2 separate regions of the Homo sapiens genome follow, and region 2 is linked to region 1. Evidence: chromatin loops called from intact Hi-C (ENCODE). Cell type or tissue: ascending aorta. All regions are shown on one strand.

Region 1 (8,000 bases):
GACAAAAGAAAGGCAGTGCAGAAAGGAAATAACTCCTTCAAAGGCCAAGATCTTGATGAATTAAACTAAGGAAGTACCAATATAAATAAAGAAAGGGGGGAATATGAGACCCATTAAAGGAGAGTGAATTCCAAAGGCCTTCCATAACGGGGGTTAAGGAGCTGAGGCATTCACCATGACCCCCTGTGAGGGAGCGGAAGGTGGTATCACCAGTGGAGACTTGGAAGAGGCCGGAGGAGCAGGCTGCAGGAAGGAAGTGAGTTCAGTCTTGACTGTGTCTGCTGGACATTCCAAAGCTGCTGTCTGCTAGGCAGTGAGGAGTTAGGCAGGTTCATCTGGAGACCAAGGAGCAGGGTTGGTGGTAAAAATAATGATAATAATAATTAATTAATAAAAAAAAAACCCTGGAGTGTGAGTTACTCAGAAAGAGCATCTGTTAAATTAGCAGAGAGCAGAGCCATGTGGAGCACACATTTCCTACAGAGTTTGTAGGGTAAAAATACATAAGAGGTGGGTGCAGAGAGAGAAGATGTGGTTGCAGAGACTGATGAAGAACAGACATTGCAAGTAAGAGCAAGGGACATGCGGACCCACAAGCATTATCACTGTGAGCTGGGGATCAAAGCACTTTCTGGGTGCCACGTGCTTCATCGGCAAGGCCTCTTCAGTCTTCCCAAAGTTTCTGTGTAGTTACTTGCTCTCTTCCCCATTTTATAGATGAGAAAAAGAAGTCTCAGAGCTGGTAAGTTATGAGTCCAAAATCACACAGCTCTTACCTGGTGCAGCTGCCGTTGGAACTTACCACAAAAAAAAACATGCTCTTTCCACTCTGCTGGGCAGCACCAGGTTTGTCACAGAAGAATGGGAAGGTCACACCTTCAGATTCTAGAAAGAGAACGGGTGAGAGGCGTGACTGTCACCTGCCTACAGGAGAGCAGTTTTGGTGGAGTTTGAGAAGTCGCAGCCAGATTGCAGAGACTAACGGAGGGGCTGGACGGGGAGCGACATAGGCCAGTTTCTCTTGCCAGAAAGAAGCTCAACCATGGCATGAGACAGGCCTCACTCGGGCTTTGCAGTGAGGGCATTTTTGTTTTCTCTTTTTTGTTGCTGTTGGTGTTTTAAGCTTGTGCATGTTCATAATCTGTGGGGGAAAGAGTCAAAGAAGGAAACATTGAGGACTCGGGAAAGCAAGAAGTTAAATACAGGAAAGAACAAAGTACCCAAGAGGAAAAAGGTGAAGGTGTCAAGATGGAGAAGGAGAAATTATCCCTGGATGAGAGGACAGCGCCTTTGATTCAGAGACCTGAGAACAGCAGGGAAGGGCATTTGTCGGCTTGGGGCCAGGAAGCTGAAGGAATCTTCTTCTAACCTAGGGAAAGATGTGCATGCCAGCAGGGGCTGAGATGGGGCAGTGGGGAGAGGGAATGGAGGAGCATGGTAACAGTGGAATGGCCGTTCCCTGAGGAAGGAGAGCATACCCACCCGAGCCCCATGTGCAGCACAGCAGGAGACCTCACACCAGTCCTTGACCAATCGCATAACTCTCCTATCTTCTTGGCCAGCCATCAGTTGCAGGTAAGCAGGAGGGGAGAGCAGATGGCTCTACGGGTTCACAGTTGGGCACTGGCAGAAAGTCAAGGGGAGAGGGACTGGCAGGGGCTGGAGTGACCTTCAGAAGACATTTACGAGAAGAAAGGCATGTTGCAATATGTGTTGTAATGGGAATTGGCAAGACCTTTATACCACCAAGCATCTAAGGATGCAGTTTTGAATCATGTCGAGACAGCTCTACTTGGAGCTTTGTTTAAAGGCTTCCTAATCTTCTCCCCCACCCGCCTCTCTTTCAACACATAGTAGATAAATGCTAAATAGACAAATGTCCCAGTTAGCCTCAGTAACAGAGGAAGCCTCAGTAACAGAGGAAACCCAAGCTGTAGGGTTTCCTACATTTTTCCATGGAGGAAAAATGTGAAATGTCCACACGCACAGGTGGTGCTCTGTCCCTGGCCGCACTGCATGTGGCCTGGGTCCCTGATGCCATTCCTCTCCAGGAATGGCAAGCACGTCCTTTGGGGCTCTGCATCCTCAGAGCTGTCTTCTTCCACATGCTTCTCCTTGCAGCAGTCTTTGTTCCCTTATCTGTAAAACAGGGCCCAGGACTTCAGGGGCTGCAGCCCTTTAAAATTCTAGCAGTTCGTGAGCCCTCCTCCTCCTTCAGCAGCTGCTCTGTAGCCATTACTTCTGCATCCTCCTAAGACACTATAGAAAGGGTGCACCCAGCCCCAGAATGCTGGGTGACTCAGCCCTTCCTAGCTTCCAGATGGATGGCAAGCCCAGGGCTGCCAGCAGGGGCATGGGCTGGGGACAGAAAACAAGAATGAAAAAGAACAGTGCCTTTTGGCCATCTTCCCAGAGTCTTGCACCTCGTCACCACAGTCTTATTAACCATTTGGTCCAAAATATTACCTTAAAAAATGTGTTGAAAGTAAGCCACTTTTTAAAAATCATGCAACTGTCACTATGGAAAACAGTATGGCGTTCCTCAAAATATTCAACACAGGATTACCATCTGATCCAGCAACTCAACTCCATTTCTAGGCATATATACAAAAGAACTGAAAGCAGGATTTCAAACAGATATTTGTACGCCCGTGTTCATGGTAGCATTGTTCACAACAGCTAAGAGGTAGAACCAAACCCAGTGTCCATCGATGGATGAACAGATAAGCAAATTGTGGTATAGACATGCAATGGAATATTATTCAGCCTTAAAAAGGAGGGTCATTCTGACACTTGCTACTACATGGATGAACCTTGAGGTCATTATGCTACCTGAAATAAGCCAGTCACAAAGGACAGATGCTGTTTCATTAGACTTATATGAGATACCTAGAGTAGTCCAATTCCTAGAGACAAAGTAGAATGGTGGTTGCCAGGGCCTGGGGGAAGGGGGAAATGTGGAATTGTTGTTCAATAGATACAAAGTTTCAGACTTTCAAGATGAAAAGACTTCTGTAAATGGATGGTGGTGACGATTGCACACCAATGTTCGATGAACTTAATGTCACTGAATAGTACATTAAAATAGTACTTAAAAATGGTTAACATGGTACATTTCATGTTATGTGTATTTTACCAAGATAAAAAAAAATATTTTAATCATGCAAATGCTTCCTTCTCCTTCCCTACTCCAGGATCAGCAGCCACACTTCTGTCCCAAGGAGTGAAGCTGAGTAGAGAGCGCACCCTCTGCCTGGGACCTGATGAAAGATCCAAGCAGACAGCGGCCCCCTGCGGAACCGTGGACACCGAGCTGCCTCCTGTTCCAGCAACAGCCTGGACCCCCGACTCTGGGTGCAGGGTCCTCACCGGTGTCCCGTGACAGCCGACACGCACTGCGCAGCCCGAGTCGACTGCTCCCACTCCGCGCTCCCCTCCTGGACCCCGCGCAGCTCTCCTGCGCAGCGGCCAGGCTACCTTCCCAGTCTCCATCAAAGACATAAATTATCGAAATTCTGCCGCTACTCCTGACAGAAGCGAACGTGAGGGGTCTGTGGGCCTCCGACCCTGGAAGGAGCGCGCGGTGCCAGTGTTGGATGAGGACGCAGCGTCGAGCAGGAGAACGCAGCACGGAGGAGGGCGCGGCCGGCAGCAGGGCGCAGCAGGCAGGCTGTGCTGGGTCCCCTGACGCTCTCCCCTGCTTGTTCCACGGCCGCCCCGCAGCGCCCTCTGCCGGCCCAGCCCAGAGCGCCGCTCCCCGACACAGCGCGCGCCGGATGTGCGCGCCCCCAGGACCCAGAAGCTCTCCCTGCCGGGCCTCGGACGCGCAAATGCGAAGCCCCACTCTCCGGAGGCACGGGGCTCTAGTGGGTATTATTTTTTATCCCTCTTCAAAAGGCCAGGATGTGTTAGATATGGGCATCGCGTTTCTAGTGTCCCTCTGAATCGACCAGTGAATGGACCTATTTCCAGTAAACTTTCGCAGCAAAATGCGAAAGAGTGAGCCCGGCGGGAGACGAGAAGGGCGTTCACGACGAGGACCCCAAGGGGGAGAGCTTGCGGTTTGAGGGGCTAGGCCCACAGCGAAGGCCTGGCTTCTCTCTTCCCTAAAAAGTCCTTGTGCAAACGAGTCACTGACCACGGCGGAAAGGCTTGCCCGGCCGGGCTCTCGGCAGCCTGCACCGCGCACAAGGCGGAAGGCGTGAGGGCTCCAGACTCCGCCCTTCCCTCTTCCTCCCGCTCACAGCTCCGGGGCCACCTCGGGCCAGGGTCTGGCCCAGTGGACCTCGCCGGCTCACAGTGGTCACCAAGACACTCACGGCACCCGAGTCCTGCTCACCCCCAGCTTCCGTCCGCTTTCTGACGCTGTGTCGCACGCCCTCACCCCCTAACCACCCCCCGCACCCTGATGCCCTCCGTACCCTCTCTCCCATAGTCCTGGCCTCACTGGGAGCTTCAGGCCACTAATCTCACCTCCGTCCCCGGCTCCTCCTGTCCTGCCCCAGCTGGAACTCCATGGCCCTTTCCTTAAAGCGCTGCCTTGAAGACGCCCTGGCCCCCGGCTCAGCCCCTCACCCTCGCGTCCCTCCTGCTCTCCGCCTGCGCGCCGCCTCGCCTGGGCAGCTGGAGGTGTTTGGAGAGGGTGGCTTTGTGCATTATGACCCCGGCATCCTCAGGGGGACCCACGGCTGCTGGGAGCTAATCCCCCTGCAGCCCCGCACCTCCCACCCGCTCCACTCCTCAGCCGCCCAGCACCTCTAAGTATGACGGCCTTGTTTCTGTAGCCCTGAGAAGGCAGGGGGTCAGGGGATCTGCACAGGCCGCCTCCGACACCCCGCCCCCGTGTGCCATCTGCTGCCCCCGCGGCCCCTGGTCCTGCCCTAAGACCTTCCCAAGAGCTCTCTGGGCCAGGCCCCCCCAGGCCATCTACTCAGCCACCGGCCACGCCCTCACCTCCAACTTCCCCCTCCTCTAGGGTATTCCAGTGAAGGCCAAATCCAGTAGGAATTCTCCACGTTACCTTTCAAAGGCCCCCTCAGGACCCCACACCTCTTTCCCCAGCAACCTCCCCCTTTCCCAGCACCCGTTTCCGCACAGCTCCTATTTCTCCTTCACACCCTGACACATTCACCTTTACCCAGCACTCCACCAAAACCACTCAGACATGGTCAGTCTCTTTTCCGCCTCGCCCTGCTGCACTCTGAGGTACTGGCCACCGCTAAACATTCCCAGCTTGCAATGCTTTCCCACAGGAGGGTCTCAGCCTGCCCCTCGCTCCCCAGCCCCTCAAGCCTCCCTCGCAGCCCCTGTAGCCCAGGAGAGCCCAGCTTCAGGCACAGTCCCTGGCCCTCTGGAGGCACGCTCCTGCCCCGATGACTTCACCCACCCTCACTGTTTAAAGGCCACCTTTCCGCCCGTGAGTCACCAAGGAACAGCCCTCTCCCAGCCAGCTTCTCACACCAGCTCCACACTCGCCTTTCCTGTAGTCCACCAGACAGCTCCTCCCAAATGCCGAATCTTAAATTGAAAACACAAAGGGCAAACTCCTGATTCCCCCCCCCCCCCCATAAAAAAATAGTCCGCAGGCTGGGTGCGGGGGGGGCTCACGCCTGTAATCCCAGCACATTGGGAGGCCGAGGCAGGCAGATCACAAGGTCAAGAGATAGAGACCATCCTCGCCAACATGGTGAAACCCCATTTCTACTAAAAATACAAAAATTAGCTAGGCTTAGTGGCGCGTGCCTGTAATCCCATCTACTCGGGAGGATGAGGCAGGAGAATCGCTTGAACCCAGTAGGCGGAGGTTGCAGTGAGCCGAGATTGTGCCACTGCACTCCAGCCTGGGCGACAAAGCAAGACTCCTTCTCAAAAACAAAACAAACAAACAAACAAAAGCAGTCCGCTGGGAACTTCTTTGCCTTTCTTTCGGTTGCTTAGATCCAAATCTCATTTGTCTTCAACTACCCTGCTTCTCCTCCATCCAAACCCACTGTCAGCAAATCCTGCTGGACTTGCCTACAAGGAAAACCCAGAGAGCAGCCACTTCTCGTCACCTCCCTCACGCTCAGCCCAGGACACGCCACCACCGTCACTCCCAGAATCATGTCGCGTCCTCCCTCTTCTTCCTACTTCTGCCCTTACCGACCCCTCCAGGAATCTAGTCACAACACAGCAGCCAGAATGGTCTTGTTAAAGCATTAAGTGAAAGTCATGTCACTTCTTTGTTGAAAATCCCTCAATGGCTTTCCATCCCAGAGTCCTAAGATGTCCCAAATGGGCCTCCTCTGCTGAGCACTTCCCCTTCTCCACCCACAGTGGCCCCCCAAACTCCCCAGCTCAAGCCCTCCCCGCAATGCCACCACCATCTCCGGGTCTCCACAGCACCAACCCCCTGCTTGGAATGCAGCCCCCACGTCTCCCCGCTTGCTCCCTGATGCCTTCAGCTCTCTGCTCAGAGCTCCCTGCACAGCAGGCTCCTTCTGGCCACCTTATTTAAGACTGCAGCTCTCTCCCTCGTCCCCACCCCTTCTTTTCCTCTTCCTCACTCTAGGTTTCCAAAGCCCTGACCGCTTTCTCTCATTCGATGTGTCCTGACTTGCTTATTGTCTTTCATCCCTCACTAAACATGTGCTTCAAGCAAGCAGGGGTTTTTTTTTAAGAGACAGGGCCCCACTCTGTTGCCCAGACTGAAGTGCAGTGGCTTTTCACAGGTGTGATCATAGCCTGCAGCAGCTTCAACCTCCCAGGTTCAAGCAGTCCTCCCACCTCAGCTTCGCCAGTAGCTGGGATGACAGGCACGTGCCACCACCGTGCCCAGCTGATTTTCTTCACTGCTAGATGCCCCTTGCTAAGACCATTGAGGAGGATCTAGTGGATCTTTGCTCACTAAATGCATGAGGGAATCCTATATCTGCCTTCTCTCCGCTCTTTCCTGCCATTTCCATCACATTTTACTCTTGCTCTGCTCCGTAAGGATTTCTCCAGGTGGAGTCTTTCCTGCCTCAGATTTTAGAGTCCATTTTGGGACTCACCGCCTCTAGTGGGTTTTGCTTTAATTTGGGCCACTGTGGACCATTTCTATTTCTAAGAACACTCCCTTGTTCTCCCACTGCTGCTTTTTCATAATTGCCTACACTTGTGTTTAATCAAAGTTCTGGCCCCTTAATGCCCTCTGAGATGCAGGCTGAAATTGTGTAAACGTGTTTCTGCCTTCTATAGTAACTATTTGGGTCAGGGTATTTTGTGGTTCTAAGCACTGCTGGCTTGCTGACCCACCTGGACGTCTTCTGTGGCCCATCCACATTTGTGAATTTGATTAACTGCCATGGAGCTGGTGGGATTCTATCAACCGGATGTTGAGGCTCCCCTAGAGGCATCCACATGTAATTATTTGAGTTGAAGGAAAGGCCTCCCCACTGAGAGATGAGTGAGCCTTATACCTTACACCTTTCCTTCAGGGTGTTCAGCTAAGAGGCTGACCAGCAGAACAAGGCCCTCTCAGAAGGGAAGTAGGTGATCAACCACATGGGGTCCTCGGGGTGCACCCGCCTCGGCTAACAGGGGGCCAAGCTGAGCCCCGGGAAAAGCTGTGGCCTGCTGTTCTGTGTGTGCTCTGAAAGAGTTCCGGAAATCTTTTCCTTTATTCTCCCATAACTGCTTCCTGACCCACCTGTTCCTCCAGCCTCTGGACTTTAGATTTATTCAGTCAGATCTGTAATTATAACAAGAAGAGCTAAAATCATCCTGACATTTGCTGTATGCCAATATTGTTGTCAGGACTTTATAGAAATTAACTCATTTAGTTAGCTCATATCACCCCAATCAAGTAGTTACTATTGTTTTGCCAGTTTTGAGAGGAGGGAACTGAACTGCAGAGAAGTGAAGACCTGCCCGTGGTCAAGCAGCTGCTAAGGGGCGTCCCTGAGACCACAGCTCACTCACCAGTGGGGAGCGAGAAAAACAGAGGGCGAGCACATCTGAGACCTGCCGTGCTGGGCCTT
Region 2 (8,000 bases), 280 kb before region 1:
GAGGCTGTGGCCCAGAGCCTGTAAGACAGGGCAAGCATTCAAGGAGGATGACAGATGTCAAGTGTAGGAAGAAAGACCAAGTGGCCCCCGCGGCTGCACAGGACCCGCAAGGACCAACTGAAACTGCTTTGATCTCTAGTAGGAGAGGCCAGAGCGGGGGCCACAGCAGGACCCGAAAGTGGCCACCAGCAGTTGCCCCACGCTGACCAGGTGAGCCAGGGGGTCAGGCACACGGCCTGCACGGACCTATGAGTGGTCAGGCTGCTCCCATGCTGCAGCCTTCTGCGTCACAACATGTGTTTCAGGCTGCCTTGGAACTATTCAGAGAAGACAATTCTGAGGAATAACGGCCAGCTCAGCTAAGATGACCTGACATAAACCACCCAACAGGTATCCAGGACGCAACCTAACAGGTGATGATTTCTCCTAGGAAGAGAGAGTCTGAGAGCTTCAGAAACACAACTGTGGGGAATTCAGCTTCTCTTTTAAAATGAGGTCCAGAGATCAGGAAGGCTCCAGGGAGTTGGAAACATCTCAGCTGGTTTTGGGAATCAGGTGAGAACAGGTCATGGGGCCTAAGAGGACAGAGGTTCCGACAGAGAGGATATGGGAGCCAAGGGAGGGCAGCGATCATAGGAGAGGAGACTGTGACAGGCAGTGCACAGGCCTTGCGGAGAGTCACGGGCAGCGGGCAGAGCAGGCGCGGCGGCAGCAGCGTCCGCTGCAGAGCTCAGAGGGGACGGGGTGCAGAGATGAGCCTCGGCTTCCTTCCTCAGAGCAAATAACCAAACGTAAAAAACGTTTTACAGGCCATGCAGTTTCCTATTCCCTTGTATGAAATTAAAGTCCTTGGATTGGAATCACAGTATCCTTTTTTTAGGTTATGTTTCAGATGCTCCGTTTTAGGTCTTGAACTCCCCATGACACTCTATTTTTCCCTGCTTTTTACTACACAAAGTCAATATTAAAACATAAATGAGGTTTGGACCTCCCTTTATTACTCATCAACTATAGCTGGCTTAAAACTTGAGGGGATTAGCTTTTTCCTACAGCCCAAATGAAATCGAACCTCCCTTTCTTTGTCTTCTCTCCCTCTCTACCTCTTTCCCTCCCCACCTCTTCTTTCCATCAGCCCTTCCTTAATTTGTCTTTTCTTTTTTTAATTGATTCTTACATCAAAAACCAAAAAGAATTATGACACTAATGAAGGACATGTAACAAAAGAGAAGCAGTAGGCACATCACCACTGAACTACGACAAAAAAATTGTCTGACCCATGCCGCCCCTCAATCCTGTCCACAGGCATTCTTAGTTATTCCTGGTGGTCCCAGCAAGGAGTAGAATTTAGTAGTTTGCTTTATTCACTTGATAATATCATGTTTTCCACTTTGCCAAATCAGCTTCCCTATTATCATTTGCCACAAGCCTGTGGCTTTCACGGGGTGGACTAAAGCACATGGTGGGGAAGCCTTGGCTGATGCCTCAATGTTGGTAGCTTTAGGGGAAGGTGCTTTAGACTGACTGTGATCCACAGAGAACTGCCCTCTGGTCCCCATGAACAGTGATGGGCAAGTCTGAAGAGAATTTCTTGGCCATTCAGATACCAATGTCTTCATGCACCTGAAATGACTTGAAGAGAATGATCTGAAGAGATGCAGGTAAGGAGGAGTGGTGGCTGAGGGGCTACTGGGCATTTCCCTATTTGCAACTCATCTCTTCTACCAGAAGCATGTGAATCCCTACCTCCCTTCCTAACCCCTTCCCAGAGCAACTCAGCAGGACTTGCAAGGTGGAGAAGAGGTGTTTGAGTTCCTCCTAGAGAAGACCTTGGAAGAGATTCACGCACAAAAGAAAGAAAGCAAAATAATACTTTATGCTATTAAATTTTGCATTCCAAAACCCCAGTTTTGTAATATACAGCTTTATATGCCAAACTTGACCAAAAAAAAGACATGAGACATAAAGAAGAAAGTAAAATGGCTGACATAAATCCAAACCTATGGATATTAACATTAAATATTAATGGATTAAGCAACACAAAAGACAGAGATTATCAGATCAGACAGGATAAGAAAAACAAGATCCAACTATATGTTTGCTACAGGAGACACACTTTAGATTCAAAGATATAAATGGGCTGAAAGTAAAAGAATGGAAAAGAAATAATCATGCAAACAATTGTAAGAACACTGGAGTGGCCATACTGACATCAGACAAAATAAACTTTCAAACAAAAATAGTTATCAGAGATAAGCAGGGACACTTTATAATAACAATAGAATCAACTCGTGAAGAAGATATAACAATTATAAACATATGTTTCTAACAGAGCCCCCAAAATACATGGGGCAGAACTGATATAAATAATGAGAAAAATAGACCAATACAAATACTTGGCAACATCAACGCCACACTTGGAATCATGGAGAGAACAACTAGACAGGAGATCAAAAGGGAAATAGACAATTTGAACAATAATCTAAAATGCAAAACCTTCATGAGCAGAAAGATCTCCCCATAAGTCCTTAGAAGAAAAATAGCCTTTCGAGGTTTACGTAGAGCAAGGGTAAGAGGGAAATGGGGGTTACAGACCCACCGTGAGTACTGCTGAGCCGGGCACTAGCTGGGGAGTTTATAGTCATTTATCAGAAGCTTCTGGGTCTTACATTTCTCATACATAAAATGAGGTAAAAATGCACCATTCACGGGGTCTTTGTGGGGATTTTGAGAATGAAATACATAAAGGAAATTTATTCCTAGGCTGTGGGATGCTGTCCAATGGAAGATGTGCCAATCCTGAACCTGTCTGCCCTCAGAGCCAGTCCAAGCCCTTTCCCTCTCTGCATTATGGGGATGGGCTTCAGGGAAGGAAGGATTGAGCCTGTTAGACTGTCATTCCTGGCTCATGTGCCAATTGGTTTCTGGTGGGATTCACCCCAGAGAGAGGTGCTAAAAAGAGGGGTAAGAAGGGGGAAGCCAGGGTATTTCTCCATCACCATTTTCCCCACACCTAAGCACTATCTCCAGCAGACTTCCCTGAGGGTCCAGCTCCTGCCAGGGAAGCCAAGACGCCAGCTTCCAAAGGGTGAACCTCGTACCTGGGCCCCATAGCACTACTTACCTCCTTAGTTCCTTCAACCCAGGGAGGGTTGCGGCTCCCTCCAATGTCACTGTGCTCTGGCCTCAAAGTCTTCCTATAACCTGGGCAATGAGAGTCCTCTGTTATAAATACTTAGAGTGACCTCTCTTCTTGGTTGAACCTTGGATGATTAATAGGATTTTTCTCCTAAACTATGAAAAGTTTGTAGGCAGAGATCCTGTCTTCAAGCCAACCAACAGTGATTGGGTTTCTGTAAACTGTTAGACCTTGAGCCAAGCCACAGAGAAGAAGCAGCAAGACAGGGCCTGCTCTACGGAACACAGAACCTTAGCCCTCTATGACCTGCATGGAGCCTCGTGTAGAATAAGCACTAGTGTGCACCTGTTGCTGAAAGCCTATTTCAATTGAGTTAGCATGTGTAGCGTGTGAGCTGTGCACCAGCTTCTCGGCCTGGTTTGCAGACACATTGTATTTGACCTGTGGTGATACCCCATGAGAAACCAAAGCAGCTCACACCATGTAGCGCAGTGCTGTAAGCTTTGCCACCCTGCTACTGGCTGAAACCCTACCAGGGGCACAGCTGGCCAGCGGTCTCCCCATCAATGTCCTGCAACAACCTCCCCAAAACCAAAGTAGAATGAAGATTGGAGAATGGAGTGTCAGGAACACTTATTCATGATCACTCTTGCATTCTGAAGGTGCAACATGAATGTCTCCGAGGGGTGGTGTGGGTGCTCCTCAGCCCCCAGATGAACAAGGTGTCTACTTGGATTTTAACTATAAAGCTGCCCTGTTACACTTTGTAACCTCAGGCACAGAGCCGTGGACATGCATCATAGGGCACTGAATCTGTCCCACATGACTAACAACTTGGGACATCTGAGAACATTTCTGTATTGTTTACACTAAAAGAACATGTATTTTTATTTCATAACACAGAACTGACATTTGACATGTTAAGTCAATGTAAGTCACTGGTGAAGTTCCTGAATTACTGCGGAAGAGTAATTAGTCCCTAGGGGCCTGTCGCTTCAACAATTTGCCATTTATCTTCTTTCAGATGACAATGTGGTTTTTTCTTTTATTTAAATCTTAAAACCCATAAATACCTCTCCACCACCACTGCTTCCTTCCCTGCAGACATACCCAAATCTTGTCCACCTCTGGGTTCAGCCAAGAGTTTGTGGTAACAACCACAAATGAAGCCTCGGCTCTGATGACACTGCTGCTCCTGAAATCCTCTCAGGGCCAATCTTCTCTGAATCAACAACTTGACTTTATTAACTGATAAGATTGACTCTGCTTCACATTCTAGCTTATTCTTGTGTTGTTCGGATCATCCACATGCTTTAACTTAGAGAGAGGGAGAAGTGACATTTTTACCAGATTGGAGTGCACTGCAGAGGCCAGTCTCTGGGGTCACATGCACAGCGGTACGACTTTCCTATTTATGTAAAAAGGAAACTGACTTTTCCCGGTCCTGGCTGTAAAGGCTCGGGACACGGTAGACGGGACGGGAGGTGCCTCGGTGATTTGCGGAACAGGAGGAGCTTTCCCTTCCAAGCTAAACAATAAGTTCCACTTTTTTAATGGCTCTTGGGTTAGAATTACTGACAAATAAGACAGAAATGTAAAAGCCTCAAGTATGTGATTACCTTAAGTCTGGGGGACACTTAAATAGAATAAAGTAACCATTTACTTTATTTCAAGATTTGGGTTTCTTGGTTGTGGGGGATGTGTAAAACATAGTCATTGATTTTAACTTTCCCATCCAATAAATTTACCAATTCAGACAAATTGAAGACAAGGACAGTTTAAATCAACTTAATTCTATAGGAAAGAGTATTTTGAGTATTTCAAATATTTCCAAGTACACACAGTAACTCAAACCAGGCTGGTGAAATGTTTCCTTCCTTAGAACAAAGGGAGGTTTGGTGGTGATTTGGGGATAGCTTTGAGTTCAGAGCCCGGAAGAGTTACTCAGATTCTGAGGCGGTTTCTGACAGAAGGAAAGGTGATAGCCTAACGCTGAGGAGGGCAGTTTCATTAATTGGGACATGTGGGGATGTTGTTGGAGATGGACAGAGGGACATTCAGAAAGACAGAAGCAGAAGCGTGGGTTTCTGAGGAGGGCAGAGTTTCTAAGGTGGTGAACAGAAGAGTGGGTAGACTTGAGCCAACAAAGGAAGCCAGGATCAGGCCATTTTCTCACGGTCACCCTGATGATATTGGGAGCACCTTCAAGATAGGACCCTGCAGGGAAAATGTGTCATGAACGCTATGCAACCTGTGGTCATTTCTAGAGCTCGATTTAATTTTTTTCCCTTGGAAGTTATTGGGGCACTCAGGGTACGCAACCCTGAGTGCACAGGCAGAGGAAGTGAAGCTTGGCCTCACGCCCAAGCACAGAGGACTCGGGTCCCAGGGCTCCAGTGTGGAACTCTGCACGTGGTTGCGGGGTGGGTCACAGGTTTGGAGGCGTTAGGGATGGAAATATGCTCAGGGCAGAGCTGAGAAGACAAGAGGTGGCCAAAAGGGAGTGATGGGTAAATGCACAAAGGTGTCCAGGAGGGCCCTGGTGCAGGCTGGCTTCCAGGACACAGCTCTCAGGGTAGAAGGAGCCTTTCTCAGACACAGTGGAGACCAAATCTTTTAAAGTGGCTGGAAGTAGGTGTCCCTGTGACCACCGACCACTGAGGGACTGGACCAAACAGGACAGAGACTGTGGCCCCAAAACACTAGCCCCAGGCTCAGCTGCTGGAAGCTCCAGGAGCTGCCAGGATGCAGGGCCTGCATCAGGACTCCAGGCATGGACCGAAGCTGCTCCTGGATCAGCAGGGAGCTTGGCCAGGCAGGGAAGGTCACGGGCTCATAAGTCTCATGTTCTCTGCCTTCTAGGATGGTTCTCCTCTATGAAGGCAGCCTCGGCTACATTCTGTGTTTTGTTTGCTTACTAAGAGCATCAACACAAAGAGAGAATGACAATGTCCTTCCCCATCCTACTCCAAAGAACTCCCAGAATGAGGACCCAGATGTGCCTGAGTCGCACCCACACCCTCTGATTTATAACTTGCCATAAAAACCACCTGGGGGATTGTCAACCATGCTGCCAGGCAAGGCTGGGTGCTGAGAAGTGGGGGCCACTCCAACATCAGTATCACAGTCAGACACCCTGTTTTCCACTTCAAATTCCAAACATGTGTCTGTGAGTGTGGGGTAGCGGCATGGGCAACAATCTTTCATTTCATTTGTTAGTTGGGGTATTGAGATTAAAAAGCTACTAAACTCAAAATGTGGGCCAGGCAGTCAACATGTAATACCTGGACACTTTGGGCCTCTGTGGACTTGAAGCATCATCAAGACACATCACTTCTGTGGCCAACCTCTGGTCAACAGTTAGCCTTATCTTCATAAATTGCCTCCCCCACAACACAATATTTCTGTGCATTCATAGCTCTGTTTGTCCTCCGTAAATCAACCACAGGCCTGTTTAATTATCCCTCGGCAATTTTAAACAACATTTTTAATGAGGCAGAGAATACATGAGGGCTTGCAAACAGGGCTTAAGGGTCTGCCGTGGGTCACTCTGTGTGTATTTTTCAAAGCCAGCCATTCCCAAGATAAGTCACATCTCACCCGGATCTCGAGGCTTGGCTGATGGGCTTTTGCACTGCATGACCAGGGAGACTCAACCATCAGGAGGCTGCTTTCTGTCAATGGCCTTGAAGTGTGTTCATTATTATAAACACACATGATGAATTAGTGTTGTGGTTATGTAAGGAATTTGGTCATCTTGGCTCTGGCTGTGAAAGCGGCAGAGCTATGGAGAAAGTGAACGAAGGGCCATGCCTTCCACTGAAGCCCAGGCAGCTGGTGTTTGAGCTTCATTAACTTGGAGATCCATAAATCTCTCCCCCTGGTTTCCAGGTCAAAGGGATTGCTGGGTGGAAGAGCTCCAAACCCTCTCAGTTGTGGGAAACATCCCTGTGACTTTGCGGGAAGGTAGGCCTGGCCCCGATGTCCCATAGCCAGCAGGTCACTCTTAAGGGAGTGGTCCAGAGGGTCCCACCCTCTGATGGTCCTGGGCTGGGGTATAACACTCAGCGGAGCTGCAGGAGAGGGGACAGAGTACTTGTTGCCCGGCTGCATTTGTGCAGTACTGGTGCTGGGGCCCCCACACAAACCCAAGCACCAGCCCTGGCACCCAGCTGAGTGGCCAGCCCACAATCCCAGAGATGGCAAGGGCGGGCAGAAGGGGAAGAGTGAAGGAGAAGCAGCAATTGGGCACCAGGCTCCAAAGGCGCTGAAAGACAGGGCAGCCACTAGAAAGTCATGGGGAGCAGATTCCTGAGGGCCTGTCTGCAAATACTTATTTTTCTTTCTTTGAACATTCTTAGGACCACAGAAATGGGAGCAATTTCAAGAGGACAGACAGACTCTGCCCCCTGCCCTGCCAACACCCGCAGCCACGATTGCCTTTCCTCCTCCTCCCCATTCTCCTTTTCCGTCTCGCCGCAAGCCCAGATTTCGTGCTGAGCCCTGCACATGAAGTGTCTCCCTTAAATGTCATAAAGACCCCATTCTACAGATGAAGACACCAACGCATTGAGGGCATGAACAACAAGCCCAGAGGTACCCTGTCCCTCCACAGAGCTGGATCCAGACCCAGTCTAGACCTATTCCAGAGCCCAGCCTCACTGTGTCTGGGGCACGATGGTCCCTGGCCTGGAGTGAAGAACACGAGATCCGAACCTTCAGAGTACGCCTCTCTGCCTCAGCCAAGCTCTCTGTTCTGGAACCTCTGCAGGTTATTTCTAATTGAGAAGGTGCAGCAAAGCAGTTAGGGACCTGGACTCTCAAATCCAGTACAGTCACATGTTCTCAGCCACACGACCTGGGG

Evidence for each region. Hi-C counts contacts between places; a loop is a spot of excess contacts. Peaks named below come from ENCODE experiments on the same cell type or tissue, not always from the same donor. Only the 100,000 strongest peaks of a DNase experiment are listed, where the experiment ranks them.
Region 2: a loop joins it to region 1, with 3 times the contacts of the local background. A loop is called at or near these places in 3 of 110 quality-filtered maps.

The regions. Positions count from the first base shown.
Region 1 is chr10:43,685,969-43,693,968 of GRCh38, reverse strand. LOC124902417 (a long non-coding RNA gene) reads right to left here and starts at 3,789. Exons shown (of 2, transcript XR_007062133.1): 1 at 1,483-3,789; 2 at 1-885. RefSeq lists a silencer at 3,705-3,804. In ascending aorta, CTCF peaks have their summits at 2,348, 3,301, 3,551 and 3,750 (motif pointing left); DNase peaks (open chromatin) are centred at 2,324, 3,334, 3,738 and 4,240; H3K4me3 peaks cover 1,518 bases; H3K27ac peaks cover 1,263 bases.
Region 2 is chr10:43,961,836-43,969,835 of GRCh38, reverse strand. All of the region lies in intron 4 of LINC00841 (long intergenic non-protein coding RNA 841), which reads right to left. Among named protein-coding and RNA genes, the nearest start is that of LINC02659, 53 kb to the right of the region's middle. In ascending aorta, no CTCF peak of the experiment used is centred here; DNase peaks (open chromatin) are centred at 3,905, 4,575 and 5,545; H3K27ac peaks cover 4,188 bases.